Regions from separate parts of the Homo sapiens genome. Here regions 1 and 2 are each linked to region 3. A link is a loop called in an ENCODE intact Hi-C map of the cell type or tissue named here. Cell type or tissue: gastrocnemius medialis. All regions are shown on one strand. Links, peaks and the distances in the headings refer to the core of each region. The heading gives the core; the rest is flanking DNA.

Evidence for each region. Peaks named below come from ENCODE experiments on the same cell type or tissue, not always from the same donor. Only the 100,000 strongest peaks of a DNase experiment are listed, where the experiment ranks them.
Region 1: it touches region 3 in a loop (2.4-fold over the local background); 2 of 110 quality-filtered maps call a loop at or near these places.
Region 2: a loop joins it to region 3, with 14 times the contacts of the local background. A loop is called at or near these places in 2 of 110 quality-filtered maps.

What each region holds. Positions count from the first base shown.
Region 1 is chr4:124,025,581-124,036,419 of GRCh38, forward strand. LOC124900776 (a long non-coding RNA gene) reads right to left here and starts at 2,504. Exons shown (of 2, transcript XR_007058265.1): 1 at 2,402-2,504; 2 at 1-23. It overlaps LOC105377407 (a long non-coding RNA gene), which reads right to left. Exons shown (of 5, transcript XR_939176.3): 5 at 7,857-8,010. In gastrocnemius medialis, for the core only: no CTCF peak of the experiment used is centred there; a DNase peak (open chromatin) is centred at 4,881; H3K27ac peaks cover 3,037 bases.
Region 2 is chr4:123,668,377-123,679,215 of GRCh38, forward strand. The region is part of intron 3 of LINC01091 (long intergenic non-protein coding RNA 1091); the gene reads left to right. Among named protein-coding and RNA genes, the nearest start is that of LINC01091, 24 kb to the left of the region's middle. In gastrocnemius medialis, for the core only: no CTCF peak of the experiment used is centred there; no DNase peak of the experiment used is centred there; H3K4me3 peaks cover 532 bases; H3K27ac peaks cover 2,732 bases.
Region 3 is chr4:123,780,111-123,790,949 of GRCh38, forward strand. The region is part of intron 3 of LINC01091 (long intergenic non-protein coding RNA 1091); the gene reads left to right. Among named protein-coding and RNA genes, the nearest start is that of LINC01091, 140 kb to the left of the region's middle. RefSeq lists an enhancer at 4,578-4,747 and a cis regulatory region at 4,663. In gastrocnemius medialis, for the core only: no CTCF peak of the experiment used is centred there; DNase peaks (open chromatin) are centred at 5,631 and 7,060; H3K4me3 peaks cover 417 bases; H3K27ac peaks cover 4,029 bases.

The DNA.
Region 1 (10,839 bases), core at 2,455-7,454, 250 kb after region 3:
ATCGGAGGCCACTTCAAAAGTGCCTGTGGGTGGAAGGAAAGAGGAGGAAAGTCAAAAAAGCACATGAGGAAAGACGAGAGGTAGAGGGAATGAGGCAAGAAAAGGAACAAGTGAAACCCTCTTGGGAAGGGAAGCTGTGTTTCATTTTAGTTGCTTCGTTTGGACGGAAGCCTATAAGAGATTGAATAACATAAGAAAACATACTGCCGCCCTCTCTTCTCATTCTCTCTGAATGTATGTAGAATTGCACTAGTGAAACCAAGAATGAAAACTCTCGGGAAAGCGTATTCTTTAATACTATGTTAATTATTTAAAACTTGTGCATAAAAATTAATTTTAAAATCCATACAATTTCATCTCTGAAAAATGTAATAATAAATTGCTTTTAATATTTTAGCAAAGATTAATTAAGTTAGTTGCTTGCTGGTAATTTTCCTTTCTTATTTTTTGGCAGGATTTGTAAAAAACACATTCTCATAAAAAACAAGAATATTGTTTATGTGTTTGCTAAGTTACCATTACTATAAGACATAACAACATAAAATACACATTCAGAAAATATTTTAACACATAAACAGTTTTAAATGAGGTCTCAAGACTTGCTTCATAATAGGCTTATTTTTAACACAATTATATGCTCAGCTTCATTTTTCTAATTGCCAAAGTGGGAGTAAAAATTGTACTTATTTCATAAGGTTTTTGTGAGTATTAAGTGTGCATGACTCAGAATGGTGGCACATAGTAAGTACACAATATGTAAATATTAGCATCATTCATATCTTTGAAAATGTTGCAATCTGACTAGAAAAAAAGAAATAAAAAGTAAAGATAAACAGTAAATATTGTAGATTTAATTATCCATATGAACTTTTTGCAGAATTAATGGACAAGCAACATGGTTTTGATATAGATGTTTCATTCATTCATTCATTCAATAAATTCATTCAACATTTATTGAGCAGCTACTATGTGCTGAGCATTGTTCTAGGTGCTAGAGTTCCAGCAAGAGATAAAATGGAAACATTTTCACTTCCACAGAGCTAATATTTCAGTGCTGGAACACAGACAATAACCTAGTAAAAACTGAATAAACAGTATTACCAGACAGTATGATAAGTGCAAAGAAGGCAAAGTAGGATAAGGGAATAATTGAGAGAGTTGTAAGATAGCCAGATTTAGTAAAGAAAAAAATTCAAGATGTAAAGTTAGATTTGATTTTCCAATAAATAACATTTTTTAGCATAAGTATGGCCCAAATATTGCATGGGACAAAGTATACTAAAAATCCATAATTGTTTATATAAAATTCAAATATATCTGGAGAGCCCATATTTTATCTGGCAACCCTACATGGGGTGAAGAGCTGAAGATGAGATATTTTAACACAGATCTGCCTTTTAACCTGTTTTTAGTGGTCGGAGTTGGGGGAGTGCACATCAGCTCTCATAATTTCCTCTTGCTTGCATCTAAGGAAATTCATGCTGTGCCATAGTCACACAAATCCAGTCCTATTTGTCATTGGGCCATTGGGTCTATTCCAGGTGTCAGTGTATGAGGACCGTCTGTGCCTTCTCTGACATTTAGTACTGAGAGGTTATGGGGTTCAAAACTCACTGAAATTACATACTGAGTTGATTGAAGGAAGATGACCAGAGTCCAGGACTCAATCCCAGGCTGACATTATATACATTTTGTTACAAGGCAGTTTAATTCTTGAGCCAGAGAAACACCTGACTTAAATATACCAAAGATAATACTTTTAAAAGTCTATTGTGATTTAAAAAAGCCTATTATGATCAACAATGACTTCAATATAAGCTACTTCCATACAAATGATGTTACCTGGAAAATTAAAAAAAATCATAGAAATCTTTGCACTGAACATTTAAAAAGCATTTAATGGATTTTTCCTTCAGTAGCATGGTGTACTTTTCAGTATAAGCAGATATGATTCCTGCATTTATTGCTTGACAATACACAAATTTCCTTTACACTTCAGCTATGATATTAGAAAAGAATGAAGAAGAAGAAGAAAAATCCCAGAAGCCTGAAATCTATGTTTCTGAGAGGTGAGAAACAGCAAACTGAGGAGGCTGGCAGTCAGGAGAGCCGGGATCAAATTGGCAACTATGGGAGTTTGAGTCTGTATTTTTGTTTTCTTTTCCTTTTCTTGTATTTCCAAGAGAAGCACTACAAAAAGAATGTCTTTGGCTTGAGGAAATCCAGGCTGTTTTGCCTGGCTGGACCTTTTCTAGGATATAGGAAGTGGGAGAGGGAAAGAAGATAGATTAGGGAGAGCAGGAAGGAAAAAGAGAAGAGGAGGAAAAGAAAGAAGGCATGAATGGAGAGAACTGAAAATAGTGGAAGAAGGAAGAAAGAAAGGTGAGCAACAATAAATTACCTATGTTGGCTACATTAAAATATTGACAACTAGACCATTCCAGATTTCACCATCTTCATTCATTCTCGTTATCACCATCATCCAGCCTTATTCTCAAGACTCCGCCAGATGCAGGACACTATGTGAGATGATACGCCATGGAGATCTTGGGCAAGAAGCTGAGTGGATGACCCCACCATCACTTAGGTACGATCCACTTCCTCTTCGGTAGTGGAGCTTTATAGTATGTTTCTCAGGCTGACCATGTGGAGACAGAACTGGCCAGTTGCTGTTGCTGTTACCATGTAGAAACTGTCTTTCTCTGCCCCAGGCTAGGATCTCAAAGTTGACTTCAGAACTCTTTACAACATCACGGCTTAGTGACAGGAAAGCTTGCTTTCCAGCAGCTCCTGGCCTTTACTTATTTCTTTCACTCCCGCCAATTTATCTTTGCAGTCCTAGGGAATATTGCCAAGTCTCCTCTAGATGGGGGTAAGCACTGTAAATCCCTAATTCCCAAACTAATCTTATAGCAGGGGACATGTTCTGGGCAGCCTTCCCATTCAGCTAACACCACACGTCCTTTTTTTCTTCCTGAAGTGTGTTCTATATCCTGCATGCTTTCTTAATCCAAAAGTTAATTATCAAATTTACTGCATATTTTTTAAAAACCCAGAACACCTGAACCTGGGACAGCACACATTATTTTTGTTATATAAACTGAGAAATCAGCTTGTATTTTTATTTAACCAGCAGAGTTTCCCTAAAACTAGAGAGCATTTCAAACAGTGGGCTTAGTGTACCCAAAGACAAAAGAGTCCCTGTAGACCATTCAGAAAATGTAATGAACATGTACCAACCCTCAGTTATTCAGAAATAAATGACCCAGGGTGTTCCTTTTCCAGAATTTTCTTCTTTGTCTAAGTGTTTTACATTTGATCACTTTGCTCCTTGTTAGAGTACTTATCAGAAGAACAGAAAAAAATAAGGTAATATTCAAATCCCAGTATATCACCATATGATTCACCAACCAGTATTTGTAAAAACAAAGAACAAATTTTTGTATAATTTGAACAAGAAGTACATGTGAGACAAAAATAGAACATACTACAAAAATTTAAAAGGCTCCAAACATTTGGGGGCTTCTCAAAAATTACAATCTTAGAATCTTTGTGTATATGTATATTTTAATATTCTATGAAATTATTTTTATACTCTTTAAATATTTCTCATTTAAAAAATTGTGCTATTTATTAAACATAGTTGGCTATAAACCTATATTGTTAAATAATGAAATTAATGTCATAATGAATATTTTCTGACATCCTATAACAGAAATTTTAAAAATTTTCTACTACTACTACTACTACTACTACTAATGGAGATTAGGTATATATATGTATATGTGTTTGTGTGTGTGTGTGTATTTTTTTAAACAGGGTCTCACTGTGTCACCCAGGCTGGAGTGCAGTAGCATGACCTCAGCTCACTGCAGCCCCAACCTCTCAGGCTCAAGTGATCCTCCCACCTCAGCCTCCTGAGTAGCTGGAACCACAGTGAACATCAGGATGTTTGGATAATTTTTAAATTTTTTGCAAGGATGGGTCTCGCTATGTTGCCCAGGCTGGTCTCAAACTCCTGGCCTCAAGTGGATAATTTGTTGAAAATAAAGATAAATCTAATGTTCAATCACAATTTTTTTTTTTTTTGAGACGGAGTCTTCCTCTGTCACCCAGGGCAGAGTGCAGTGGTGTGATCTCGGCTCACCGCAACCTCTGCCTTCCTGGTTCAAGCGATTCTCCTGCCTCAGCCTCCCAAGTAGCTGGGATTACAGGTGTGTGCCACCACACCTGGCTGATTTTGTGTATTTAGTAGAGACGGGGTTTTGCCATGTTGGCCAGGCTGGTCTTGAACTCCTGACCTCAGGTGATCTGCCTACCTTGGCCTCTCAAAGTGCTGGGATTATAGGGAATTTAAGTTCAGTTTAATTATGGTAGAGCAAGTCACTTCTCTGAAGATAATTGTTCAAAGAGAAAATGAAAATTACCCAAACTGACCTGATAGAATTACTTCTACTCTGCTCTCCTCAACACAAGACAGTTTTTGGTGTGTCAGGTCAACCCTGCAGTGGGAATTAAATACACATTTTATTCTAATATTTCCTCAGTCATAATTTAACTGTCCAAACACTTAAGCCACTGGAAACTCTTCCTATTGGCAGACTCTGTTAAGCTTCCTGGCTGCATTATTTCACCCTCATTTGCTTAGAGGACTCTCTCAGTGCCTATGTTCTATTCAGTCTTAGCACAGGAAGGCTGCAGGTGCTAGCCTTTTGCATCTTTTTTGTTTGTTTGTTTCATCCTCCATGGGGAATAGGCTAGAGAGAGCTAACTAATTAAAGAATTCCATTGGGGAATATCTGGAGCCAGCAGCTGTGAAACAGCAATCCAGCATTACACGTGCTCTCTCTCTGTCAGGGAAGGCCTAAAGGGTGTGGTGAGTGGCCACTTTTCCAGATGGTCTGCGTTCTGTGATGAGGCCATAGCTGTATGATGCCTCTGCTCTGAAGATGGGACATTTGGCCTTTGGATAAATGTCATTCCCCAAACTTTGAGCCGACAAAACTAGTTTTACTGCATGGAATGTTTTTCTTATCTTCAGTTAGGCCAGAACAAAAAAGCCTTGATTATACTTTTCTAAGTAGCATTCACTTTACTGTCAGAGAAGTTGTTTTCAAATTCTAGAATTTTGAATACTGGTTTTACCTGTGTAAGTGAAATGGGGGGTGGTGGGGAAAAATATGACAACAGGATAGGAAAGAAAAAGAGAGAAGAATGTGTTAAAAAGAAAAAAAAAGTTGAGAAATATATATTGTTGTAATGTCACGGAACTTTATATACTGAATGACAGACATGCTGCTTTTTTTCTGCTCTTGAATCAGTCCATCTGTGTCACCCTTAAAATTCTTCAGGGATCCTAAGACAGGACATTAATCTGAGACATTGTTTGAACTTCTGAAATCCTGTGCTCATGCTCATTAGTCCTTCTGATTGGCCAGGATTTGTCATCAGAATGGTCCTAGAAAATGTCTCTGATATTGGTCTGGAATCTATTGTCTTTATCAGCAGAAAGCAATCCCCATATATCTGTGGGTGATAAAATGCCTTATCATATAATCCTTATATTCAAGTTCCAGTATATATGATATATTATGTAGATCATATTATCCCATCCCCAAACTGCTTTACTCATTCAATAAATATTTTTTGAACACTTACCAAGTGTCACATGCTGTGTGGGGAACATAATAATGAGACTTATTAGGATTATTCAATAAAAAGTGTTCTTTTTAACTTCTAGCAAGATCTTTCCCTTTTCAAGTTCCTGTGTATTCTGACTAGATTATGTGTATTTTATACTATTTTCAGGTGATTTTTATTTAGGATGTAGCTTATTTGACCCACAACTAGATTTTAATGTCATCACAATGCTTAACATATTTTGAGGCACATAGGAGATTTTTTTAAAAAAACAGTATCAACTAGAGAAAAATTCGTTAAAAATAGGTTTATATAAAAAGTTTAAACAAGAAGGAAATGAAACAATTTCTACATCATAGAAACATATCTATAGTGTTGAGTCAAAATTAGCAATATTTTGGTTATTGTCTTAAAACTGAGCACATTATAAATATTTGTCAGAGAAAGTCAGACACAGAGAAACAGTAAAAATTTCCTAAGCATCTTTTTTCATTTACTCTTCATTAACAGAGATTGGAAAGGGTTTTTTGGGGGATAGTTATGTCACCTATTCTAAGATTATGTCTGTGTTTTTATGGTGCCAAACATTTGGATTGAAATGAGAAATGGCACAGGTTTCTTGATTGTTCATTTGGGTAAACTATCATGGACTAGACTTTTTTCCCTCTTTATATGACAGGCCTCAGGTTACAGCTAACCTAAAAATACCATGGGAATGGTAGGAATTGGAGGGGCTTCTTATGAAAACACACTGTTAGAGTGGGCCCTCTTGAACCTTTGTGAGAAGAGGAAAGAAGAGTATTTTTTTAGTTAGAAAAATAAAGCATGAAGTTATAATCTAGTTTCTTCATATACAGCCCTTCAGGCAATAGAAGAAAACAGTTTCACTTGAGTCACTTTAATAAAATACTGAACTATATATTTTGTTTCTAAACATCGTGTTCTTTTGGAAAACATGCTGTAAAGTTTCTATGCAATGGAAATTTCATTGTGATAGTAACTTTGCCAAACTTCTGGAAAGTAACATACACATAAAACTCTTTATTGCTGCCAAATTCTCCTGTTGAACTGGGAAAAAATAAAATATTGCAAGTAAAATGTCTGCTAGATTATAACATATATGTTCTACACTTGCAAGACTGCATTTAACTTCCACCAGGCAGTAAATATTATGCACTCTCACTTACTTAATATTGGCTGGCATTTTGAGTTTAAAAAAAATTTCAGGGCTCCTAAACGGAAGATTTTTTAAATAAACTGTGCTCCTCAGAATATGACAAGATTTTCCTAGGAAATCTGTGGGTGTTATATGAGTTAATTTTTTTCTCTAATGAAATATTTTTACATGGTCCATTAACAGGATTCGAAGTGATTAATTTTTTCTTTGTACTTTTCCAGGTAGATCTTTTAGTGGAAAACTTGGGGCAGTGAAATTGCCAAAGCATTAAGAAAAACAAAAGGAAGCAAAAAGAAGGGAAAGATACAGGCCTGTTTAATTTTCAAATTTAATAATAGTCTATGGATAATTGAGAGTTGGCAGATATAATGTTTCTAGTCAAGTCCTGCCACCTAAAGAGAAGTATTTCATATATGAGCCTTGTACAAATCACTGGCAAACACTGTCCAGGGATGCTGTATGGAATTCATCTCTTCCCTGGATTTCAAAAGTACATAAATCCACAATGTTTTGAATGGCTATGTTTATATTTCATTTCCCTTCTTTTTTCTTTTTGGAGGAAAGTCAGTCAACCCTATCTTCATCCTTTGCTTCCACTCTTGGTAGAGTATGAGTCAGAGCAGAAATGTTCAATTAAATAATTATCTGTGATCTCAGAATATATTTATTATAAGGTCTAAAGGAGAAAGCATAAAAAATCAGAACAAAGAAGCTAGAAGAGAAAACAGAACACATTATGGTGAATAATAAATACTGTTTTGCTCACTGGAAAGCCTTTAAATTACACCACTTCTATCTAATAATTGTTAACCATCATATTAGCCAAGCAAATTTTACACTCGTAGCATTGATTTAACAAATAACATTATATATCTAGCTCCATGCAGATTGAGTCTGGTTGTCCTTATAGGACTTTAAACAAAACAGGCGTGGCAGTCGTACCTAATTGTGAGGTTATTTAAAGGAAAAAAGTCAATTCTGTGAATTGCTTTGCAATAACCGCTACGTATAGTAAAGAACTCAAAATGCTTGTTTAAAATATCTTATAAAATCAATTGTCTTTATTGTTTTGTGTTTGTACAATAAAATTGTACTTCAAATAAGCCAAAGTTTGCTTACAATGTTCACACTGTGTGCATTCTGCATGTTATTCTTCTTCTTTTTGGTTGTTTTATGTTATATTTTCATGATCACTGAATAAAAAAGATAAAAATGTTTTTTAAAAAATTATGTATTTAAAATCGTACAAGAAGTTAACTAAAATGTTATATTATGATCTTAATGCAACAATAATTAAATTGAAAGATATACCTGTCAATAAGGTTGTAATGCAAATAATGTATAATGCATATTTAAATTTCCAACACAGGCACGTTTTTATGTTAACAATAAGTAAATTTTCTTTGCTTCAATGCAACAAAAACCTGGTGATATTCCATAAAACATTTGGAAAAAACATATTCAAAATATTTAAAATTGTAGTTATTTTATGTCTCTTTGTTGTTGCTGTTTAGAAGACAGATACTTTGGTTCTAAGTCTGATTTTCAAATCAGATTTCTTTGGTTAATAGCTAAATTAAACATCCTAATTTTATTTTCACAATGAGTTAAATGAAGAGATTTTTAGGGTTAGCCTTTATTTCCATGATTCTAACTGTCTGGAAATTTCTTCCCTTTGAAGAGGAATTAGCACTCTCGGTGTCTCCTTAAATGGTGGTTTGCTCTGAAGCATTTATGAGTTTTCCCTTCCACATACACTCATATTTGGTATTTTGGTTTTAATCTTCTCATTCCTTCAGGGTAGCATTTACTTGTAGACATTTTAAATTTCTATGATGCGATTTTTTTAAAGTGGAAAGATAAAATTTTATTTTTCAAAGAAGAATATAATTGCCTCTCTTATAGGCATTGAGAGAAACCACTGGTGCCAGAATCTGATTTGCAATTGGAGAAAGTGTATCCTACAACTCAACAAGACACTCACTGCATTGCTGTTCTATCTTTTAGTGTATAGGCCACCTCTAATGTCACTGTACTGGAAATGGCTTTTCAAGTAAATGTTGTGTGGTGTCCAGGTAGCTTCTCATAAAACAACCTGGAAAGCAGGAGGTACAATGAAGTGCACGGGCTTTCAGTCATCCCATGGTTAATCACCAAGCTTATACATCAGTACCCTTACTTTTGGTATGCAACAATTTATTCAAAATATGTTTGATTAATTGTATATCCATCATTACTGGGAAGGTTGTGCATAAAATACAATATGAATGTCACTGGCATAAAGCTACACTGTTACCAATTTGCATGAGTTTATAAATGTAGCTTTATACATCATTTAACAGTTTAATAATTTTGAAGAGGACTTTTATCAGAATTGTGTTAAATTAGGTAGTGCTAAAATCTAAAGAGTGATTACATATGAATATATACAAGTCATATAATAGTCAAAACACATAGAATTTTCTTAGAGAATAAAAAAGGATACACTAAACCTTCAGGGAAAGAAAGCTGTGAACAACTGTGAAATCTTACAAGAAAGGTTAGAAGAAAATCATATTTTATTTCTTTCACTTTGGATGCTATATAAATTATATGAGTGAATATTAGTTTGTAGACCATCTTGATTCTGGTAAGACCATGCTAAAAGGTTGTCTACTATATTTTGATGTAATTTTTTTTGTTTTTTTTTTGAGACAGAGTCTCACTCTGTCATCCAGGCTGGAGTGCAGTGGCACAATCTTGGCTCACTGCAACCTCCGCCTCCCAGGTTCAAGCAACTGCCCTGCCTCAGCCTCCCGAGTAGCTGGGAGTACAGGCGCTCACCACCATGCCTGGCTAATTTTTGTATTTTTAGTAGAGACAGGGTTTCTCCATATTGGCCAGGCTGGTCTCAAACTCCTGACCTTGTGATCCACCCTCTTCAGCCTCCCAAAGTGCTGGGATTACAGGCATGAGCCACAGCTCCTGGCCTGATCTAATCTTTTAAAAGGAGCAACCAGTTGGTAGGACAATTGAGAAAAACTGTGAATAATTAAGGCAATGTAAAAGTACTGAAATATTAGGCAAAATTCAAGCAAACAAGTTTCTTTAGTTAATTGGTATGAGTGGTTAGACCTCACAAAAAACAGATCCTATTTTCAACAAAGAAACCATGACAAAAATAGCAGCAACACTCAGTACATCCTGTACAATTAAGCACATGTGCAAATTAACAGTAAAATTGCTGACAAAAAATGTATCATGTCTGTGTCAATATCCAGTTTATTTCTGGAAATGACTAGGGGAAGACATAATTGATAAACTAAATGTCTGATATACAAACATATCATTTAAGATGTTTCTGCTTCTTGATTTATTAGAAAGAATAACAACTAGGGGAGGAAAACACTAACCTTCCATTGTTTACAGTGGATTTAAAATTACACAGTAAGCGGACACAAAAGATGTTCTTGGAATACTCTGTTAAATAAATTTTCAATGAGAATTCCAGATGAGCCATGATGTTAAACAGATGTATTATTTTCTAGACTTCAAGTAAGAAGGAACAATAATAATTGTTTGTGTATATACAGAATACTATCTTAATATTTATTGTTTTCTCAATAAAATATAGAGATAAAATACTGCTACAACACTATGTTTGAGATGAAGGGCTGGTTAGCAGCTTATTGAACTTTAAATTTTGAGTTTGTATTAAATTATTCGATTTAATAATTTTAAAATGTCACTTTCAGAATAACCTTGGAAAGGATAACTTCTAATAAATTCTTTTATGAATCAGACTAAAAGCCAATCTTTGTCATGTCTATTAAATCTCTCTTTGAAATATGTGTAGTCTATAGGATTCTTTTTGTTTGACATTATTTCTGAATTGGCTAACTTGTACAGCAAATTACAACAATGCAATTTCTAAATAGAATGACCATGGAAATATGGGTATCTCTTACAGATCTTGATTTCAATCCTTTGAATATACACACAGAAGTGATATTGCCGGATAATATGGTAGCTCTATTTTTAAT
Region 2 (10,839 bases), core at 2,603-7,602, 110 kb before region 3:
CCAGAGTTTTGCTGTTATGTTAGTTCTTAACAGAACCTGATGGGATCTCATCCATCAGGGTTCAAGGACTGTCTTTCTCTGATCTCACTTCCAAAAAACCAGGTCTCTAGATTTCAGACCACAGGAGGATGTTGAAGAAAGTTTGCCTGTGTGGTTGATGATAACACTGAGTTTATTTTGTGAATGCTGTGGAGTATTTGGCCATAGTTGCTAGGAATAATATATGGAGTCCAGAATTGGATGATAGTCCTAGATGAATGCGCTGACCTATTACTAAGTGGAGTTTGTAAGGGGGAAGTGATGAACTCCAGATGAGTTGGTCTTATTGTCATTAAGGTGAATGACCTTAGACCAAGGATTGGTAAACTTTTTCTGTAAAGGGCCAGGTAGGAGATATTTTAGACTCAGCAGGCCATGTGGTGTTTGTAGCAATTACTCAACATGAAAGCAGATATAGACAATATAAAAACAACGTGGCTGAATGTGTTCCAGTAAAACATGATTTACAAAATACAAACATTGGGCTGAATTTGGTCCAAGGATCTTATTTCCCTACCTTAGAGCACTTTGGCCTTATGCTTGCTTTTAGCTTTCTCATGTGCCCTAGGTATTGGGAGGACGAGAAGCAAACAGCCATTGGGAGGATCTATACAAGCAAGCAGTTTTGTGCTGCTAAATTTGGATTTTGGGGGAAAGACAACTATCTTTGTTTACTAAGATACCAAGGATGCTCAGTTATTCATTCATTAATTCCATTATATGAAGCCTACTGTGTGACAAGTCCTGGAGATACAAAGATGAAAGGTGAAGGCCCTGGTCTCAAAGGAGCTTTTTTTCCTTAAGATTTTATAAATAGATACTCATGGCATTATAGGATATGGTGAAAAACAGTGTGCTAATTTGTTGTCAATAAAGTGAACTCAGGATCTAAGCCAGGTGTGCATGTGTGTGTGAGTATATGTGTGGATAAGGCCAAGTCTCTGCAAAAAAAGTGTTATCTTGGCCAGGCATGGTGACTCATGCCTGTAATCTCAGCACTTTGGGAGGCTGATGTGGGCGGATCACGAGGTTAAGAGATCGAGACGATCCTGGCCAACATGGTGAAACCCCGTCTCTACTAAAATGCAAAAAATTAGCTGGGCATGGTGGCGTGCGCCTCTAGTCCCAGCTACTCAGGAGGCTGAGGCAGGGGAAGCACTTGAACCCAGGAGGCGGAGGTTGCAGTGAGCCGAGATCGTGCCACTGCACTCCAGCCTGGCAACAGAGCAAGACTCCATCTCAAAAAAAAAAAAAAAGTGTTATCTTCCCTTCCTTTTCTTCTTTTTCTCATTTCTTACGTATAATATAATAATGCTGTGTTTTGAAGGCAAACTTTCAAATGCCTTTGGATAGTTGTGGGGATTTTGCATCCCTTTGCTACAAAACATGTCTTTTAGAAGATGTTGAAGACAAATCCTTCTTTAAAGCCCATTCGTCTATGGGCATCATTGATAAGATAACCAAGGTGATTTAAATAAGTAAAAAGTTATTTCAGTTGGGGCCTTGCATATGTAGAGGGGAAATGAAGAAAGTGTTCTCAAGAACTCTGAATCTCAAATCTCACAAACTCCCCACTCTTCCAGTTTGAACTGGACACATCTGTATGTTAGGCCCTAGATTTTACAACTTTATTGCCTTTTCTTTGGACCAGTTTTATGGGAATGGCCTGTGAAACAGCACCTATGCAGAGTAGGGAAAGCTAACTCAAGATAGAGGCAAAACCAGAGAAATCAGGTGTTTACAAGGAGTCAAGAAAGTATTTACCTTTTAAGAAGGGCAAGAAATTGTGGTGAAAATATACTTGAATATATTGAATCTATATTTACCTTTCTAAGCAGGTTATACTTCTCAGTATATAAACATTTGGAACCGAGGGGTTCCAATCTGCATTTTCTTTTTTTCCCCCTTTTATTTTATTTTACTTATTTATTTATTTTTATTTTTTGAGATAGAGTCTCACTCTGTTGCCCTGGCTGGAGTGCAGTGGCATAATCTCGGCTCACTGCAACCTTTGCTTGGACTACGGGTGTGCGCCACTATGCCTGACTAATTTTTGTATTTTTAGTAGAAATGGGTTTTCATCATGTTGGCCAGGCTGGTCTCAAACTCCTGACCTCAGGTAATCCACCTGGCTTGGCCTCCCAAAGTGTTAGGATTATAGGCGTGAGCCACCATGCCCGGCCCAGTCTGTATTTCAAAGATTTGTCTATGAAATGGAACAGTCACACTAAACATACTGCAGTCATACCAATGAGAAGGCAAAATAAATAAATAAATAAATAAACAAAAAATACCCCCCCCCCAAAAAAAACACCAAAAAACCAAAAAACAAACAAATGAAAAACAGAGAACAAAAACCAACACAAAAACCCAAGAACTAGCTGGTGGATTTGTCATTCTTGTATGAAAATTTCTACTTGCCTACAGTGATGGCTTTCCTGCTTTGGGTTTTTATAGTATTTGGCTTTTTGTGAGATTCGTATATTTAAAATAAAATTTAATATCTATTAAATATTAAAGCTACTTGCTGGCTAGTAGTTTCAATAATTTATTATGTATATCTTGTACAATGTCCTAGTTTCTTATTTTTTGTTTTTCTTAGAGCCTCGTAGAGCTTAGATTAGAGTGAGCTGAGTGAGGCACTCAGCTTGGAGACCCAATTTAAGGGGGTTTCAAATACCTCAATAATGAAATTTTAATGAAATATTTAAAAAATCAAAATTAATGCAAAAAATCCACGATGAACATCTTATCAAAATTTTAAATAAAGACAAGACCTACTCTGCACTTGAACAATTCTGTCTCATTCACCTCACCCTAATCCTGGCCCTGGTTCCAATGAAACTTAGTTTAAAAACAAGCATCTAGCCCCCGGGGCATAGTTTATTGGTTAGAAACAAAATCACATTAAGCTCTTATTGATTACTGCATTTTCTGGCACCCCTTAATATTTTGCATCCTAGTCCTGGTCCTACCTCTCAGCTACCCTTAGAGTTGATTAAATCCCACTGTATTACTTCTATAGGTAAAGTTTATGTGAAAGCTCACAGAGGTGATAGGACTAGCCCAGGTTGAGCAGACAAGAAATAATAGGGTTAAACTTACCATGGTTTTATGTCCTCTATCTTCCCAATTAAATTCCTTGAGGATAATATTTTCGGTTCTTATTTCTTTCTGTTATACAGTGCCATGAGTAAAGCAGTCTCCCCAACCCCTGTACTTGTGATTGTCCTGCTATCTGCCTACCATCAGTTATTTGTGTGACCTTAAAGGAGCTGCGTAGTTCTTGTTGTCTACATGGCATCCCAATTCTGGGTAAATTCAATGAAATAGAAAAGAAAAGAGTAGAAAGCAAAACAAAACCTTTCCCTGAAACTAAAATCCACTTTCATCTCACTTACATAGACAAAATAGCTGACTCAGTATTTGAAATTTTTTTTAATCAACTGGTTTGTAGTGATGTATGGATACAAGCAGAGTTCCCTAATACTTAAGACAGATTCATCTCCTTAGTAGAAGTTAGTAGAATTAATAAATAATAATTGAATGCTGTCCACAAAAGACAATGTTTGAGCTGGTAATTATTAGACCAGGTGGCTAGTGTTTCTTCATTTTCTCAAGAGGTGGGAAAAATATAAGAATTTTCAGTCTAATAACAATTATATAAAATAGCACAAGGTATGGGCAGGGGCGTGTGTGATGGCGGGAAAGCAGTGGGGAGGGAGGAGTTGGAAAAGAGGAAAGCACAGTCATCTTATATGGTTTTTTGGTTAAAACTATGAGAGATTTGTGGGTTTCACATCAGTCAACTTTCATTATTCTTGTTCCCATCTTCTCTGATTCACATGGTTTCAGTTTCTTTTGAGACGTCTTTGGTTCAAAACTTTATGGCCATGAAACAGAGTTTTAAAAACAGTTTAAAATTTTTTTAAATTTTAAAACTGTTTTAAACTGTTTTAAAAACAGTTTAAAATTGACAAAAAGTTTTGGAAGCAATCAGTGAGTTTTGCACAACTTTACTAGCAGTTATTTTTAGTGTGAAAAATGGTGCTATTCTATGATAAACATGGGTTAGGAATGTTTATGTCATTATTATGTAGCTACTTAGAGAAATAAGACCACAGTGTTACATATGTTTGTTGGAAATGGAACTTATTGGAAAGTTAAAAGGTGGAGATTATAATATATATACAATATGTGAGAAATATATTTTTTATATATGAGGAATATATTACATGGAGGCATAATTTCATTGTGTTGAAAACAGCATTTGCTTAAACTGGAGAAGAGATAGCTATTTTGCATTCCACAAATTGTATTTAATATTACATTTAAAAAATGATAACTTTCAACAGTTTGAGATCTCTTTTGAAGCCCAGATATAATTTTCATTGTGACAAAATAGGATGAAACAGGAAAGTTATTGAAAGATAGCGTTGATTTAAAAAAGAGGTAAAAAGTATATTTTCTTGTGGAATCAATTTTATATGGATGGCATAAATTTAATCCTTTGACTTATTTGTCTGCTAATCCTGTGATACATAATAAATTCATAGTTCAATTAATTGGATATATTGTATATAGTGACTCATTTAAGGAAAATGAGCTATCATGATCCAGAAGTATTTATGGGGTGACTAAAAGTTCAAGGTGCTGGCTTTACAACATCAGTAAACAGACTTTATACTTCTAGGAACTTAGATCTAAAATCAAAAAGAGAAAAAAAAGGAAGATGACATCAGAAGAAGGTTAAGCAATCAAAAAGTAATCATGCAAGACACATACCGGATGCAATAGAAACTAGATAATCACTCATTTCACAGTTCATTAATAAATATCTACTGGAGGGAGGAAAGGAAAGAAAATGTTTTGAGTACCAACTATTACCAGGCACTGTAACAAATACTTTATATTCTCTCAATTACGGTGAAATGGAGGGCATAAGGCCAAGGCATCCGAGAGAAATCTGAACATATGAGGAAGAACATTAGCTTTCATTCAGGAGGAAAACACATGAAAAATAGGGAGTAGGTGACTGGGCAGAAGTGGAAGGTTTTTAAAAGGTAATTTTGGAAAGTTGGCTACCTGGGACTGTACTGTGGAGGGCTCTTTAGCACAAGCTCAGGCATGCTCATCTTTATGTAGGTAAGGGAACCTGAAGTGTTTTTCAGCAGAGAGAATGTAAATGGCAGACACGATGGAGCCTGGCGAGCCATGGGGCCACGTGGAGATAGGGGGAGAGGAGAGTGGGCTTGACTTTGAAGACAGCGTTCTTACATGGCTCTATAGAAGTAAGTTTTCTTTGAATAGCCCTGACTAGTAGTGATTTTATTCATTTAATTATCAATAATTCAGAGCCACAAATATTTTCTCTGGCTTGCTGTCTATCTAAAAGCATCTGATTGTGAGAAGTAAATGTCGAATAAATAAAATGTTAAATGTTTAGGATAGGCCAATGTTTAGAGTCAGTTGGTGGTGATGTTCAAGGAAAGGTACACAAGAGTGTTCCTCTTCTCTTCCTCCTATTAAAAACAATTTCTTGAGAGAAGTAGGAAGCAGGAATTTCCTGAAGTGAGGAAGGGCAGACACCTGTGACAACTTGGCAAGCGTGAAGATATTTGCACCCTCCATTTCTGGTCCCCATAAATGCTCTTCAATCACTGCAGGCACGTCTGCCTCCTCCCCTCCACTCACACCACTCTTCTGAAGCTCCCTCATAAAACCCTCCTTTCTTTTTCCTTATCCTTCTTAACATCTTGTGGCTTTTTATGCAATTGTTCACCTCCTCTCACCTCTCCAGCCAGATTTCTCTTAATCATCCCACATCTTAACAGGGGTGATTCTCAGTCATCAACAGTCAGTATGATTCTTATATCATTAACATTCTTGAGAGTTAAATAGTTCCAGGAGATTGAGATCACTTAACTTTGCTAAGACCTCAAAAGCATACTATTTTATCCATAGAATACAGTTTTTGGACTGACTGAAACATTTGCCAAAATAATTAATGAATTATTTCCATGTAGATTACAAGTCTTAGTTTCAGTGTCATCCATTCGGGTAGGTGCTCTCTGACCTTTAGGACAATGTCAGGCCACTTAGTGACATTAAGATGTCTTTTAGTAAGGCACCTTTTACTTCTTTTATAATAGTCATCTCATTTCATATTCGTTTGTACCTCATTGAGGATATAAACTGTGTCTTAGGTATTGACAACTGTCTCTCCAAGATTTAGCCCGGGTATGTGTTAAGAACTCAAAGAATACTTTTTTTTTTTTTGGTTAATTGATCAAATGCTATGGACCTGTTCAAGTTCAAGAGATGCACTTTACCTAATATTTAATCTACAGAGCATCCTTTTTAGATATTCTTGCTTTTGCTTTATTTCCTCATTCATGCATCTAATTCCCACTTTCTCTTCTAGGCCATTTTTCTTTATAAACTTTTTTAAAAATATCACTCTATGAGCATTACTATGTGCAGCTAAGGAACAGACAGCAAAAAATCTGTGCTGAGCTATGCATGTAAGGCTTGAGGCTTGGCTTACAGGACAGTTAATCTTTCGGTCTTGGCAAAATTTCAAATCACCATGCATCTTGGGCCTTCAAATTTACTCACAAATTATTGGTACTACAATCTTTAATCTTATACTTTTCATATTAAATGCACTCTCTTCAGATTTTTTTTTCTCCTGGGAAAGTCAGTGGCTGCAATTTTCACCTGTGTATCTCTAAACTTACACCGCTAAGCCTATTCTTTCATGTGAATCCAGCCCCACATCTGATGGCAGCAGGATATTGGCTTTGGTTTGTGAAACTTAACACCTAAGGATTGTAGCATAATGTGGACATGGTATAGGGAGATGGGAGAACTGGCTTCTAGACCTGGTGGGGCCATTAACCCTCTAAGTGAATTTGGAGAATTGACTTCACCAGACATTCGGAGAAACCCTGAAGACTCCCTGCAACGCAGTTTTCTAACCAGCCTGCTGAAATAATTCTGAACTCCGCTTAGTGTTTTGAATTGCTTTGTGTTTCTATTTGTACCAATCTGACATGGTAGTAAAACAAGGTGTAGAAGAAGCTTTGGCCCTGACAGAACCAAGCAAAACTGAGATATGTCTCAAGTTTACAAAAGTCGGTGCTGCTGCCGGGAGCCTTCATATTTTACTTTTCTTCAACTCAAGCCTCTTGAGAGAATGGCCTAGTTAGAATAATATTAATCTAACACAAGTAAAAGAAAAATGAAACCAACTGCTTTTCTTTCTAAGCCCACAAAGAAACAGTAACTGGGCTTCTCTGGAGAAACGTAAAGTCAACCTCAGATGTGCTCACAGGCTGGATGAAGCCTAGGGGAAGCTAGGGGCTTAAGTGGTCACTTGAGGGGTATTCTTTTGAAAATTGTGTGGCTGAACTTACTTAAGCCTCTCTTATAGGAACAGCCACCCAGGAGAGTTTGTAACATAAGGGCAACCATACCATATTGGGAGACAAAATAACAATTTTCTTGATGAAGTACACAGAGCAGAAAGATTTGTGCACTAGTCAACTTTCTTTTTTCATGCTTAAAGGGAAAATCAGTATTTCATATTCATGGTTTCTGATGTAACATTTTGCTAGGACAGTCAGAAGGGATTAATACTATTTGTTGTAAAATATCCACAGTGTTATTTTTATAAGGATAACCAGACTGAGGATGATATTCTTAGGTTCCACCTGGTTTTCACACTTTTGGTGAAGTAAAATTTAATTGAGTTTTCAAAGGTAGGAAAATATTCTATTGCTGGGAAATATAGCGTAAAGGATTTCTGCATGCTTCCTCTGGGTTTTTCCTGTGAGCTTTAAATTAGGATTTTCTGCCAATTTTCTGGCAGAAGCAGAGGAGACATAGCAGTTTTGCTGATGGTTTTGATTATGAATTGTCTATATGGCATCAATAAAAATAACTAGAACTAGGTCTGATGGGCACTGAACTTGCTTAAAATGCTAATAAAAATTATAAGAGAAGGGAACGAATCTTAAATTTTAGATATTTTTTCTTATAGTCCATATGGAAAGACCATTTCTGTTAAAAGTACAATAACTAGAGAAGAATATGTTCTCTTCAAAGTGCCAATAAAAATTCAAAATGTCATTTTCCAGTGCAATTCGGCCTGAAATCAACCTGTTTTATGGTAATTATGGGCTCTGGCACCAGAACATAGCAGAGCTTTAGAAACATTGAATGAGTGATTGAGTCCAACCTCCATAAATGTGAAACATATGAAATGATTTGGGTAAAGTAAAAACCAGAGAGCGTTGTCACCCTCCCTACCTTGAGCTATGCATAAAGCTGCGTTAATGTAGTGGAGTAGTCATATCAGAATGAGGGAGAGGGTGAGAAAAATATTTTCAGAACAATAGAAATAGCATTTGAAAAGCATCTTATGTGGTAGAGGGGAATTTTCTTGTAAAGGTATAAACTGTGAGAAAGAGATGATGATGCCCAATGTGGGCAAAAAATGCCTTTTCATTGGCAAGATTCGGGTATATCACTATGAAAAGAAAACCATATATATTTCTTGTAACTACTGCAGCGGCAGGCATAAGGACCCGGTAATGCATCATCATATGCTACATGGCAGCTTATCAGGAGTGGCTACTCGAGCCAAGAGAAACGTGGCAACACTTCTTACTTGCTTCTCTTTTGCAAGCGTAACCTGAGCCCCTTGTGATACAGGTGTCTTGGCAAAAGGATTGCCTTAGATTAGTTTTAGCCTGTAAAACGGGAGAAAAATAAAAGCATTTCAATCTTATAGTGTTCAGATGTCCCAAATTATGGACCCAATAGAGTAGTGGCTGAATCTTCTTAAGTATTATTTATTTTTAAACAAATGTTTGAATAGTAATATAACCATTAAAGATACTGAGCCAGTAGCAAAAAAAAAAAAAAAAAAAAAAAAAATTCTTCCTACAAAGAAACCTCAAGGACCACATTTGTTTTTTAACTGAAGAGTTTTCCTAAACTCCTAAAACAGTAGTAATTAAAATACTCTGCAAATTATTCCAAGGCATATAAAAAAGGGGAAATCAGTTACTCATTTGTTGATTCTAGCATAACCCTCATACAAAAACCTGACAAAGAGAATATAAGGAATGAGAATGACTGATTAGTCTCATTCATAAACATAGATGCCAGATTCTTAAACAAAATATTAGTAAACCAAACGTAACATTGTATTTGAAAAAACTTCATGACCAAGTTGAGATTTTTTTTTTTTTTTGTAAATGTAAGTTGGGTTTAGCATTAGGAAATCAATTAGTGCAATTCCCCATACTAACAGATTAAAAAGTCAGACAACCATTTCGATGAGAAAGAAAAGGCATTTGACAAAATTCAACATCCAATTGTGGCAAAAACTCTTAGCAAATTGGGAATTGAAGGCATATTCCTGATAAAGGGTATCTGGAAAAAAACTGTTCTAAATATAATTCTAGATGGTGAAATATTGAAAACATTCTGAATATGATTGGGAATAAAACAAGGGTATTTTGACATTGTACTGTAATCTGAGGTTAGTGAGGCAAGAAAAATAAATACATTTTATAAGGATAGGAAAGAAGAAAGACAACTGCTATTATTTGAAGATGATTTAATTGTGTATCTAGAAAAATTCCCCCTAATTCAAAGCTAAATTGTCAGAGTTTATAAGATAGCATTTAAAGATTGCTGGGTATAAAATCAGTTAAACATAAATTGTTTTTCTAGAAATCAACAACAAACAGTTAATAAGTGAAATTTAAAATGCCATTTACAATCATGGGAAAAATATCAAGCACCTAGAAATAAGCCTTACAAGCTTCAGCCAAGATCTTTATGAAAAAAATATGAAATTACATTGAAAGACATAAAAGATCTTAATAAAATGAGGCATTTGTCATGTTCAAGGATTGGAAGAATCAAACTTTCAATAGGTTTTGTTGTTGTTGTTGTTGTTGAAATTTCACAAGCTGATTCTAATATTTATGTGGAAGTGCCAAGATGCAGATTAGCTAAGATTTTTTGATGAATAATGTGTGATCACAGTAGTTAAGTCAGTGTGGTGATGGAAATAAACAAATCGATCAGTGGAATGAAAAAAAGAACTCAGGAATAAACCCATACATACATGGGTACTTGATTTATAAGAGAGGGTTAATGGCCACTTAGTAGGGAAAGGATATATTTTTCGGAGTTGTGCTGAGATGATGGGTATGAAAAATGAAATGAATATTACTTCATGCCATGCACAAAAAACATTTCCAGGTAGATTAAAGACCTGAATCTTTAAAAGATTTAGAAGAAAATATCGGGGAATTCTCTGTCTCTCTCTTATTTTTCTTTTTCTCATCTTTCTGAAAGGAGATTTCCTATTGGTAGAGAATTCTGTGTTGGTGGTCTTTCAGAATTTTGAGTTTATTCCATTGTTTCTGTTGAGATTTCAGTTTTCATTCTTACTGGTTTTTGAAGGTTCTGTCTTTTTTCTTTGCTTTAAAAATGTTCCTGCCCTTTTTGGCTTTCAGGAGTTTAATAAATTGTGCTCCAGAGTGCATATATTTCTTTGTACTTATCCTACTTGGGGTTTATGCTGCCTTCTAAATCAGCATATTAATTTTTAAAAATGAATTTTGAAAGTTTCCAGCTATCGCCTCTTCAAATATTTCTTCTGCCTCATTCTTTCTCTCATCTCCTTCTGGGAATTTGATTATTCCTATTTCAGGCTTTCTCATAATATCCTATGTCTCCTGCCTTCTTCTGAAATTTCCATTATTTGTCCCTCCG
Region 3 (10,839 bases), core at 2,613-7,612:
GCTTTTTCTCATATGTTGTTGGCCACATAAATGTCTTCTTTTGAGAAGTGTCTGTTCATATCCTTCACTCACTTTTTGATGGGCTTATTTTTTTTTCTTGTAAATTTGTTTGAGTTCCTTGTAGATTCTGGATATTAGCCCTTTGTCAGATGAGTAGATTGCAAAAATTTTCTCCCATTCTGTAGGTTGCCTGTTCACTCCGATGATAGTTTTATTTGCTGTGCAGAAGCTCTTTAGTTTAATTAGATCTCATTTGTTAATTTTGGCTTTTGTTGCAATTGCTTTTGTTTTTTTAGTCTTGAAGTCTTTGCCCATGCTTATGTCCTGAATGGTATTGCCTAGGTTTTCTTTTAGGGTTTTTATGGTTTTAGGTTTTACACTTAAGTATTTAATTCAACTTGAGTTAATTTTTGTATAAGGTATAAAAAAGGGGCCCAGTTTCAGTTTTCTGCATATGGCTAGCAAGTTTTCCCAGCACCATTTATTAAATAGGGAATCCTTTCCCCATTGCTTGTTTTTGTCAGGTTTGTCGAAGATCAGATGGTTGTAGATGTGTGGTATTATTTCTGAGGCCTCGGTTCTGTTCCATTGGTCTATATATCTGTTTTGGTACCAGTATCATGCTGGTTTGGTTTTTGCATTGCCAGTCCCTTAGCTACCAGAGCCATTGATCAACTATTCTCTCAAAAAGGATTAATCAAAATAATCAGCATTTGCTATTCAAGGTCTTATTTCAAAACTGTTAATGTTATATTTTTGAGACCTCTAAGAAGAGATTTCATAACAATTTTTGTAACCTGTTTGAACCTTCAATCACAATGTCAGGAAATCTTGCTTTCTAAATTAAATTCCTCCTGGTACAACTGAAGTCCTTTTCCATGTTGTCTCCTTTGGGGAGATCAAGCATATTATAGTCACTCTCTTCTGAGAGAGTATAGCCTTGTATAGTTTGAAGTCAGGTAGTGTGATGCCTCCAGCTTTATTCTTTTTGCTTAGGATTGTCTTGGCTATATGGGCTCTTTTTGCCTCCATATGAAATTTAAAGTAGTTTTTTCTAGTTCTGTGAAGAAAGTCAATAGTAGCTTGATGGGAATAGCATTGAATCTATAAATTACTTTGGGCAGTATGGGCATTTTTACAATATTGATTCTTCCTATCCATGAGCATGGAATGTTTTCCATTTGTTTGTGTCCTCTTTTATTTCCTTGAGCAGTGGTTTGTAGTTCTCCTTGAAGAGGTCCTTCACTTCCCTTGTAAGTTGTATTCCTACGCATTTTATTCTCTTTGTAGCAATTGTGAATGGGAGTTCACTTATGATTTGGCTCTCTGTTTGTCTATTACTGGTGTATAGGAGTGCTTATGATTTTCGCACATTGATTTTGTATCCTGAGACTTTGCTGAAGTTGCTTATCAGCTTAAGAAGATTTTGGGCTGAGACAATGGGGTTTTCTAAATATACAATCATGTCGTCTGCAAACAGAGACAATTTGACTTCCTCTCTTCCTATTTGAATACCCTTTATTTCTTTCTCTTGCCTGATTGCCCTGGCCAGAAGTCCCAATACTATGTTGAAGTCTGGCATTTTGAAAGCAGGCTTATGCATGTGTATGTAAAAGAAATGTGTATGAAATTCTAAGTTATAAATTACATTTGCCAATGTACTTTGTAATGTTGGCCTGTACCATTAAAGATGTTAGAATTTTGCCTTGACACTAGAGTCTGATCTTTAGGAGGAGGAAGGACTTAAGGAATGTACCAGAAGGTTGGGAGAGGCAAGAGCTAGATCAAGAGGGGGATTTGAAAAGTAGGGGTGAAGATAAAGATCCAGTTTTAACTTGGAAGTGGAAACTACTTCCAGGAAGAATGATTCTAGGAAAGAAAAACTTGTTCTATATGGGGGTAGAAATTTTGAGTGGTGACAATAAGGCTTGGAGTCCTTCCAAACATATGAATTAGTTTCAGAATTATATTATTTGAATCAATTGAACTTGAGAATTGGAATTGGTAGACATATTAAATCATTGCATTTTTATTAAGCTTTTTGACTTGAGGTTTCCAAATATTAGCAACTGCTTAATTAATTGGGCAGTAATCATGATGACGGGAGCTGTCTTTTATGTCTTTCAATGTGTCTGGCTCAGTGTTGAACATATAGAAACATGACTTACTGATTTCTAATAATTTGACAAGTACATTATATAGTATTTAGTAGATATGTACTTAGGTAAAATACATTTAAATTGACTAATTTCTCCACTGGAAAACTAAATTTATGTAATCAGGATTTTCTCTAAATAGTGGGCTGATTCCTTACCTTTATGGTCAGTGCAGTGGACCAAGACCAATAACATGGTGTATGATAAGATATTTGCTTTTGGGTGGGGAAGATTTGCTTAAAGCGGAGAAGGTTTCAGGATGACAAAACAAATTTTCCCGCAAGTTTGGTATCAAGCTTTTGTTTTGTTATACTTGATTATCTACTTTGGCTGAATAATCCAAACATACATTCCAATCCAATTTAGTCCCTGCTTAGAGTGGCTCTTCTTATTTGTCCAAGAGTTTCAGAACTATTTTTTTTCTACTTCTTCTGAGCATTCAGCCTTTATGTATTTCAAGGACAACAGACTCCAGAGATTTGGGTTTTATTCATGACTTCTTCAAGAAGTGGGCCATGCTATTTCAGTCATTTTTAATTGGGGGGCAAGTTGGATGCTGAATATTTCAAAGGAGAAAATAAAATAACCTAGTAGATATGTTTCCTGGCATAGATGATAGAAAAGTCACTTAGACTCCTGTATGCCATAGTTTAATCAAAATGTATCCAGTTCACTGTCTGTCCTTCCATTAATATCACAACTTAATGTACAAGTCTTTAGCATATCCTATACTTTGCCTAAAAGAAAAATGTATTTAACATCTCAGTGAATATACTTATTTAATGCAGCTCATAGATTCATATGTTTGACAAAGATAGTGAGAAATTTTAGGTAAAAATGATTTTCACAAAAGAGAATTGCATTATATGTTAAATTTATAAAACTATTTCCAAGAATCATGGAATCATAAAAGTGAGACAACAAACTCAATTCTTTTGCGTAAATTCTTTTGGCATTTGTTTAATGATTTTCTCAATCCTCCTGTTAGTTATATGAATCACAGGATTCCCAATGATTTGATAAATGTGAGTATGAAGTTTAACATACTTAGACTGGAAAAAGCTATCCAACAAGTGAGTCACAAGTGAGAAATACCCAACACAAATGTGTTATTTCACCTAAATTCTGATTAATAAAAAAATAAATGTGTGTTTAATGTTTTTTTTTCTCAATTATTTTAAGAATCCATAACACACCAATCGAACTTTAAAGTTGAACAGAAAGTTCCTGGAAATGACCTGGTCTAAGCTCTTAGCTGTCAGATGAGAAACACAGGCCTGGAGAGTTGGCCTGATGCATGCTTATTTATCTATGCAAGGACCTCAGCCAATGAGGTCCCAGATGGGCCCTGTGACCACCTACCATGAGAACTTGTAACCATTACCATAACCATCACCATTTGTACACTTGCATACTAGCCAGACAGTATACTAGTGTTTTATTTAATTCCTTCAATAATTCAGTGAGGTGCTTAACGTTAACATCCCTGTTTAACAGGAAAAAAAAAGAGGGGTAAAGTCACTTATTCAACTAGTCTTAAAGGAACTTTGAACCCAGTTTTTCCTGACTTCAAAACCCAAACTCTTTTCAACTATTCTGCCATTAAATAATGGTACTGTGGTGGGCTTATTGCCAAGTATGGAGGGTTTAGAGCAAGTGCATGACAATACCAAAGCAGAGTTCTTTTAGAATAATCAAATGCTGCTAACTGGGTGTGTGATTCTGAGGGAGACAGCCTATTTTCATGTCTGATAGAGTTCCTTTGAATGGAGAATATGGAAGATCCTGTACTTTATTAGGTGGCCCTCTCTACTTTAATTATCCTGATGCCTGTCCTCTGAGTCTTTCTCATTCTCCTCTCTTGTCTTAATCCTGATTTAAAAGGAGGATAAGAAACATAAGCAGATGAATAAAAATAGCAGCCCAGGAAGCTTTGCATTGATTCATTCTACAAATAGTTGTTAAATAAATACATGTGCCAGACACTATTCCTGATCTTTTAAAACTTGTGTTCTTGTGTGTGTGTGTGTGTGTGTATGTGTATGTGTGTGTGATGCACATAAATAAACTATTTGATCATCAATAACTTTTCACAGTAGTATCTTCTCACACTAGTGAACATTTTTGGGGTAGTTTTGGTACAGGCATTTAGGTTGATTTTTTTTTCCTTACAAAGTTCCTGGTAAGTTTGGAGGCTGGGAGTTTGATTATAGAAGGTATTATTAGTGCCTGTCTCTTAATTGATCAGAGGTTTTGCTATACTAAAATGACCGTTCTTAAAAAAGTGTTTCCGAAGATCTCTCAAGCTTTATAAACCTTCATTTTTGTACATGTTGTAACTGTTTGCTGAAAAATTCATTCTGTAGGTGGCTGAAACCTCCAGGGGGCTATGCACTGGGTGAGAGAAGTGAAATAGGATGTGGTAGGAGAGTAAATGGCAAAACAAGGGAGAGGAAAAAACATCCTAGTTTTCTTCTGCCTGGAAATAAACATGCAGGAAGCTTTAATATCAGTAGCAGCTGTAGATTTTTTTTAAGTTAAAAGTTTTGGAGATAGTTGGAAAAACAAAAACAAAAACAAACCACATCTGGAAACATTTCAAGCAAAGGCAATGTAAAAAATGTGTTGGATGATATATTAGGAGAAGAGCTGGTTGCAAGTAACACTAAAATTTAAAATGAGATCACTTATTTCTCTCTTATTTTATGCCTGGAGGAAAGAAATACAATGTAAGTGATCAAGGCTTTGTGGAGCAAAGCCTCAAGGATCTAGGTGCCTCATTGCTTGGAGTTTTACTACATAAGGCCTCTATTTTTAAGATAACGTCAAGGTCCAAGAAGGCTGCTTCAGCTCTAGCCATCACATCACTTTCCAGGTGGCAGGAAGAAGAAAGATGATGAGCCTACTCTCTCCCTTTAAGGTTATTTGGCATAGGTTGCATGTATTACTTCAATGTGCATCCAGAATTTAGACAAATAGTCACAACTAGGTGCAAAATGGCTAGGAAATAAGAGTATTTCAAATACCCAACTAAAGTTCAGGGATTCTATTACTATAGAAAATGAAAAAATAATTAGTGACAACTATTACAGTTTCTGCCACGGATAACTTTCACTTTTCTCTCTGTCCCAAGTCTTACAAGTCTATAATTTTAAATCCAGTCTGAGCATGTTTTCAATGAAACCTATTCTTTCCAATTTGTTTCTGAGTAGCAAAAACACTTTCTAATGCCCTGAGACACATTGCAGGTGAAGAATGGAATTAGGAAAAAAAGGAATGGCAAATGGATTTTCAACTTGCTCTGGGCATCACTAAAATTCCACAGAAACAGTAGCATCATTTCAGCATGACCAGTTCCCCTCATTCACAATGACTTTAATGTTGCAAAACAATTCAGATTCCTCAGGCACCTGGCAGCTGCGTGCCTGACTCAGTCTTTCAAATTGAGACACAGTTGGGACCTCAACTCCTGCTGCCTGACCTGCAGAGCATTTTCCTCTCCGTAGTTTTAGGAGGTGTCATCAGCCCAGTAGGGGAAACTCTTGGCAAACCCAAGGCGTTTTCCTTCCAGAAACTCAATGATCCTGCCTCTGTGAAAGGGCCAAATTTGTCAGTGGGAAAAGAATTTTAAGAAGTATCATGAAATAAACTGTGTTGCCATGCTCTGAATATTGACCCTTAGTAATAAAAGGTTCTTACATTTTCAAACATGGCGTTGGAGTCATCTCTTTAAATAATTAGCAAGAAGGGAGACAAGATGCAGGAGTTCACTTGGCTCTTTGAAAAGGAAAACTTTAAAGTCAGGTACGTTGGAAAAAAGTGAATCAAAACATAGGTACCTATAATCTTTCATAGTAAAATATTGGGGTTATTTTTTCTAAGATCCTACATGTGAACAAAAGAGGAGTGCCACAGTCTTGTATGTGCCTATATAGATGATATTTATTCTTAGGCATTTTTCAAGTTAAATATTTATTACTACTAGAGAGTTGCCCTGTTCTTCAATTATTTTTTTTCTTGGTCTCTTCCCTCACACAATTTAAAAATGATCCAAATGTTCCACTCACTGAGTGTGGGAAGACATAGAACAGAAGGAGGGGAAGAATGACAGAAACTCAGTGAAGGCCTTCAGAACCGTTTGCCAAGAAACGTTTTGGAGAGGTTAATGATACTTGAACACTAATGCTCTTCAGTTGCTTTTACCTTGAAGACATCCAGCTACTGTGTGTAGTTTAAACTACCTATCTACAAGCAGCAATTCTAATTATCATTGCCTCTTCTTATACCCAGAAATATTTGGCTGGATCAAGTTAGTTCTCAGATGTTGGTCAGTTTTCTGAGTTTTAAAAAGCGTTACTCATTACAACATTTGGAGCCTCCATTCTTTGTCCTTTACGGACATGGTAATATCAGTTTCCAAATTCAGAACTGTGACAGCATTCCGGTGGAGTATCCAAACTTGTTTTTATAGTCTTGGACAGAGAAGAAAAGAAAACATACTGGATAAAGTATGAGGAGTTTTTCCTTCTGCTAAACTCCCCCCACCTCCCGAACTCAACCAGAAAGAAACAAAATTAAAAACAAAGGAACCAGAAAATAAATGTGTGTCTGGGAATCTGATGGATTAGTTTCCTCCTAATATACCTGCTTCAGTAAATGCTTGCAGGAGAAATGTTTGCCTGTTCCTCAAATGTCATAGCTTTCCTTTGGTCTCTCTGGGTGGATCCAATTTCTCGGCAGTGTGATGTATTCCTTGTTGTTTCCAGTATTTTCAATGAACAGGAATCATCTGGTATATAATCCATGGCTGGGCTGAAGGCTGAGTGCAGCTGGCCACAGCTGTGCTAGAGTAGCCTGAGAAGAGAACTGCTCATATAAGGTTGTTTAAGAAGGTATTTGCAAGTGGAGCAGACAATGGGCTCGGTGCCAATCTCAGTCAGTGACATGGGTTAACCTTCTGTAGGCATTATGTGGTCATTGGTGGCCACAGAAGTGGACTTGAAAAGAAAGTGGAGTGTTCACTACCCGATGGCCTGTTTCACAGCTGAGTTTCAACCTCTTTGTGGCCAGATGAGCCTAATATAGTAAAAACTTTTTCATTCATTCTCGCCTTTTAAAGCTTTTCACTACAAATTTGTCTTTGGAGAAGTCTTAGCAGTGACACCACTTTTCCATTAATATTGGAGTGTATATTTACATGGACTCTTTAAATAATTTGTGTCTGATTGATTCTGAAAAGCATGCAATGTCTTTTGTGTGGGAAGAGCTAGTTCTTATAGAGTGCAAATTCATGGCATGCGGATGCTCTGGGGCAGCAGGAGAGCAGGAATGATTAAGACAAAAAGAACAAAGAGGATGAATTGGCAGAAAGGGCTTGGAGGGTATGTTTGGCTTTAGACAGACTAAAGGAAGGACACTGAATTCATAGAGTAAGGTGGTGTTGGGTGTCATTAGTTAGAAAGGAAAAGGTCAAGTCCCTAGAAAAAGCTATACGCTAGCAAGAATTCTCCAGTACTAAGGAATTAAACAGGCGGGGCCTGGACTCAAGAAGATGTAGGGGTCCCTGGATGGAGGAGACACTGAGACAATCTTTTGGCAAAACAGAGGATGTTTTCATTTTTTCCTTTTTTGTACTGATGACTGTGTGTAGGTGCTTGCTGCCAAAGGGAGAATTGTGGGCTGTCCCCTCCTGATTTAGCAATGCCAGAGGTAGTCAACCTTCTGAGAAGAACTTATACACATCTACTGTGAAGTTGGTAGTGGCTCTGTGATTCTCTTATTTTGAAAATTCACTGCCGGGTGAGTTTTAGAAGTTCTTTAGTACTTTACTTAAAATTTTCCCCCCAAATTAGCAGGGAATAATTTAAAATCATTTTCAAAATTCAGAGAAGTGGTTAAAGATTGTTTACCCTACCCACTGCTTTTCTTGCAACTGAATAAGACAGCGTATTAGGAAAAATGAAGCATCAGAATTGAACAGTACTTACTAGGAAGTTCAGTGTGTTCTGTGGTATTGTAGTGTACATTTTCCTGAGAAGGCTAAATAAACCAAGCCCAACTGGCATGCGTAATAAAACAAAAAATTGATATTGTAGTTAAGGAAAAAGCTATGAAGATAAAGGCAGCTTGAGATAGACATTTCTTGATGGCATTAACAAAGGTAGTACAGCTTGAGCTAAGTCTCTTAAACTATACTGCTAAGTAGTGTGGGAGGTAGTGGCTATTCCCTCTATCTACTGCTCTCTTTTTCTCTCTGTCTCTATCTCTCTCCATATTTTCAGAGTAGTGGACAAGTGTGTATGATGAGTACAGGTGGAAATTTGCCTGCAAGCCCAGTGAGAGGGTCAGCACCTTCCCTGATTAGGTCAAAGCCAACAAGGATAAGGGGCAGGACAAGTTCTTCCCTCTTGATGGGTGCCCTGAAGGTCCAGGACTTCAAGCAACTCAGGCCAAGAATTTGCTTTCAGTATCCTTTATACAAATAAATACAGTTAAATTAGATGGGCTGGTCATACTGTTCATTGAGCAATAGCAGTTCTACTCCTTTACACACACTTAACCCTCTGTCTTCATATAAAGAACTTCCTTTTAAATTCATGCCTCAAAAAATTATAAGAGTTTCATGCATCTTTCAAAAATGAGTGCTCATTGACTGCTTTTGTGTACACTTTACCAAACTCTTAACTTATGCAGTAGGAAAAATTTAAAAGACATAATTCTTGCCCAGTGAATGTCTTAACACATATAGTAACCTAAGGTATGTATTCCAGTATAAGAGCTATAGAAAAAGTAACTATGGGCTAGAGTTAGGGGAATTAGAAAGACAAATTTTTATGAAAACCAAACATTATATATACCAAGTTTTCATGGGCTCTGGTGTCTGATTTTTTTTCTGTGCACCTTTCTTGATATTGTTAGCTATAGATACTTAGGCATGGGTTGATAGATACATATACAGGTTGAAAGTTGATACACATTCTTATTTGTTTCCCACAATTGTTTTCTCTTAATTTAACGAGGCCACCAAAACCAGTGGGGAAAAGCCAATGTGGAAATTTTTGAAAAAAATCCCACATATAGTATTCACATTTTGAATGAGAAAACCCAGAGGAAAAAAAGGTGCTCAATACATGGGGGATGATGGAAAAATATTTTATTATGACGTGGCCTTGACCAGGCTACTATTTTTGCTGGACTAGAATGTGTTTTGTTATAATTTTTCATTTTATTTTATTTTATTTTATTTTACTTTAAGTTCTGGGATGCATGTGCCGAACATGCAGGTTTGTTACATAGGTATACGTGTGCCATGGTGGTTTGCTGCACCTATCAACCTGCCATGTAGGTTTTAAGCCCCGCATGCATTAGATATTTGTCCTAATGCTCCCCCTCCCCTTGCCCCCCACCCACTGACAAGCCCCGGTGTGTGATGTTCCCCTCCCTGTGTCCATGTATTCTCACAGTTCAACTCCTACTTATGAGTGAGAACATGCGATGTTTGGTTTTCTGTTCCTGTGTTAGTTTGCTGAGAATGATGGCTTCCAGCTTCATCCATGTCCCTGCAAAGGACATGAACTCATTCTTTTTTATGGCTGCATAGTATTCCATGGTGTATATGTGCCACATTTTCTTTATCCAGTCTATTATTGATGGGCATTTGGGTTGGTTCCAAGTCTTTGCTATTGTAAATAGTGCTGCAGTAAATATATGTGTACATGTGTCTTTATAGTAGAATGATTTATAAACCTTTGGATATATACCCAGTAATGGGATTGCTGGGTCAAATAGTATTTCTGGTTCTAGATCCTTGAGGAATTGCCACATTCTCTTCCACAATGGTTGAGTTTTGTTATAATTTTAAATCTCTCTTGATCTCCCTTATAACTCCATTATGACACCTTTTATGGTCTTTAAAAATTATGCAGAAATACATACTGCATGCTATTCTGTATTTAGGTTGGCTGGGAGAGTTTTAGGCAGAAAACTTGCAATTTTTCCACTAGGTTTTGCTGTTGGAATTACAGAAATTCTCTTTCTTTGTTACCAAATATGAGCCAGAAGGCTAGAACCCTGGCTGATGGCATGGCACCAGCTTTCATGGGGCTACATACCCACTAGTATTTAATGAATTGCATTCCTGTGGACACGAACCAAACAGGATACTTAATTTGATTACTTATCAATTGTCACAATTCTTTCATTCTAGGTGATATGGCTGGCTTATAGGTATCACCAGTACATTCATTCTACACCTTTATCCTCTTTTTTACATCCCAAAGTATAAAATAAACATGAAAAAATTATTGGACTGTTGCTATGGAGAAAAAGATCTTTCTATATATCTTTGTAATAGAAATGCCCAGTAAAGAATTGTGCCTGGGCATTTTTTTCATTTGGAGCAATTATATGGAACATCCCTTAGGTTTGATTTTGTGTTTATATCATAATGCATAGCCAAGTGTTGATACTGTGCCTATGTGGAGTCCAGATATCGTTCTGCTGTTAATGACTATAACATGATGTGAAGGTTGAAACCAGAAAGTTCACTTTTGCAGTCTGAAAGCAGCTGCCAACAGATGAGGGTAACAGAGCAAAGCTTGCCTCCAGCCTCCATGGTTTCTGCTGCCAGAACATTCTTCTTCCATTACTTCATATGGACCAGATAGGACCAAAGGTGCTCTGA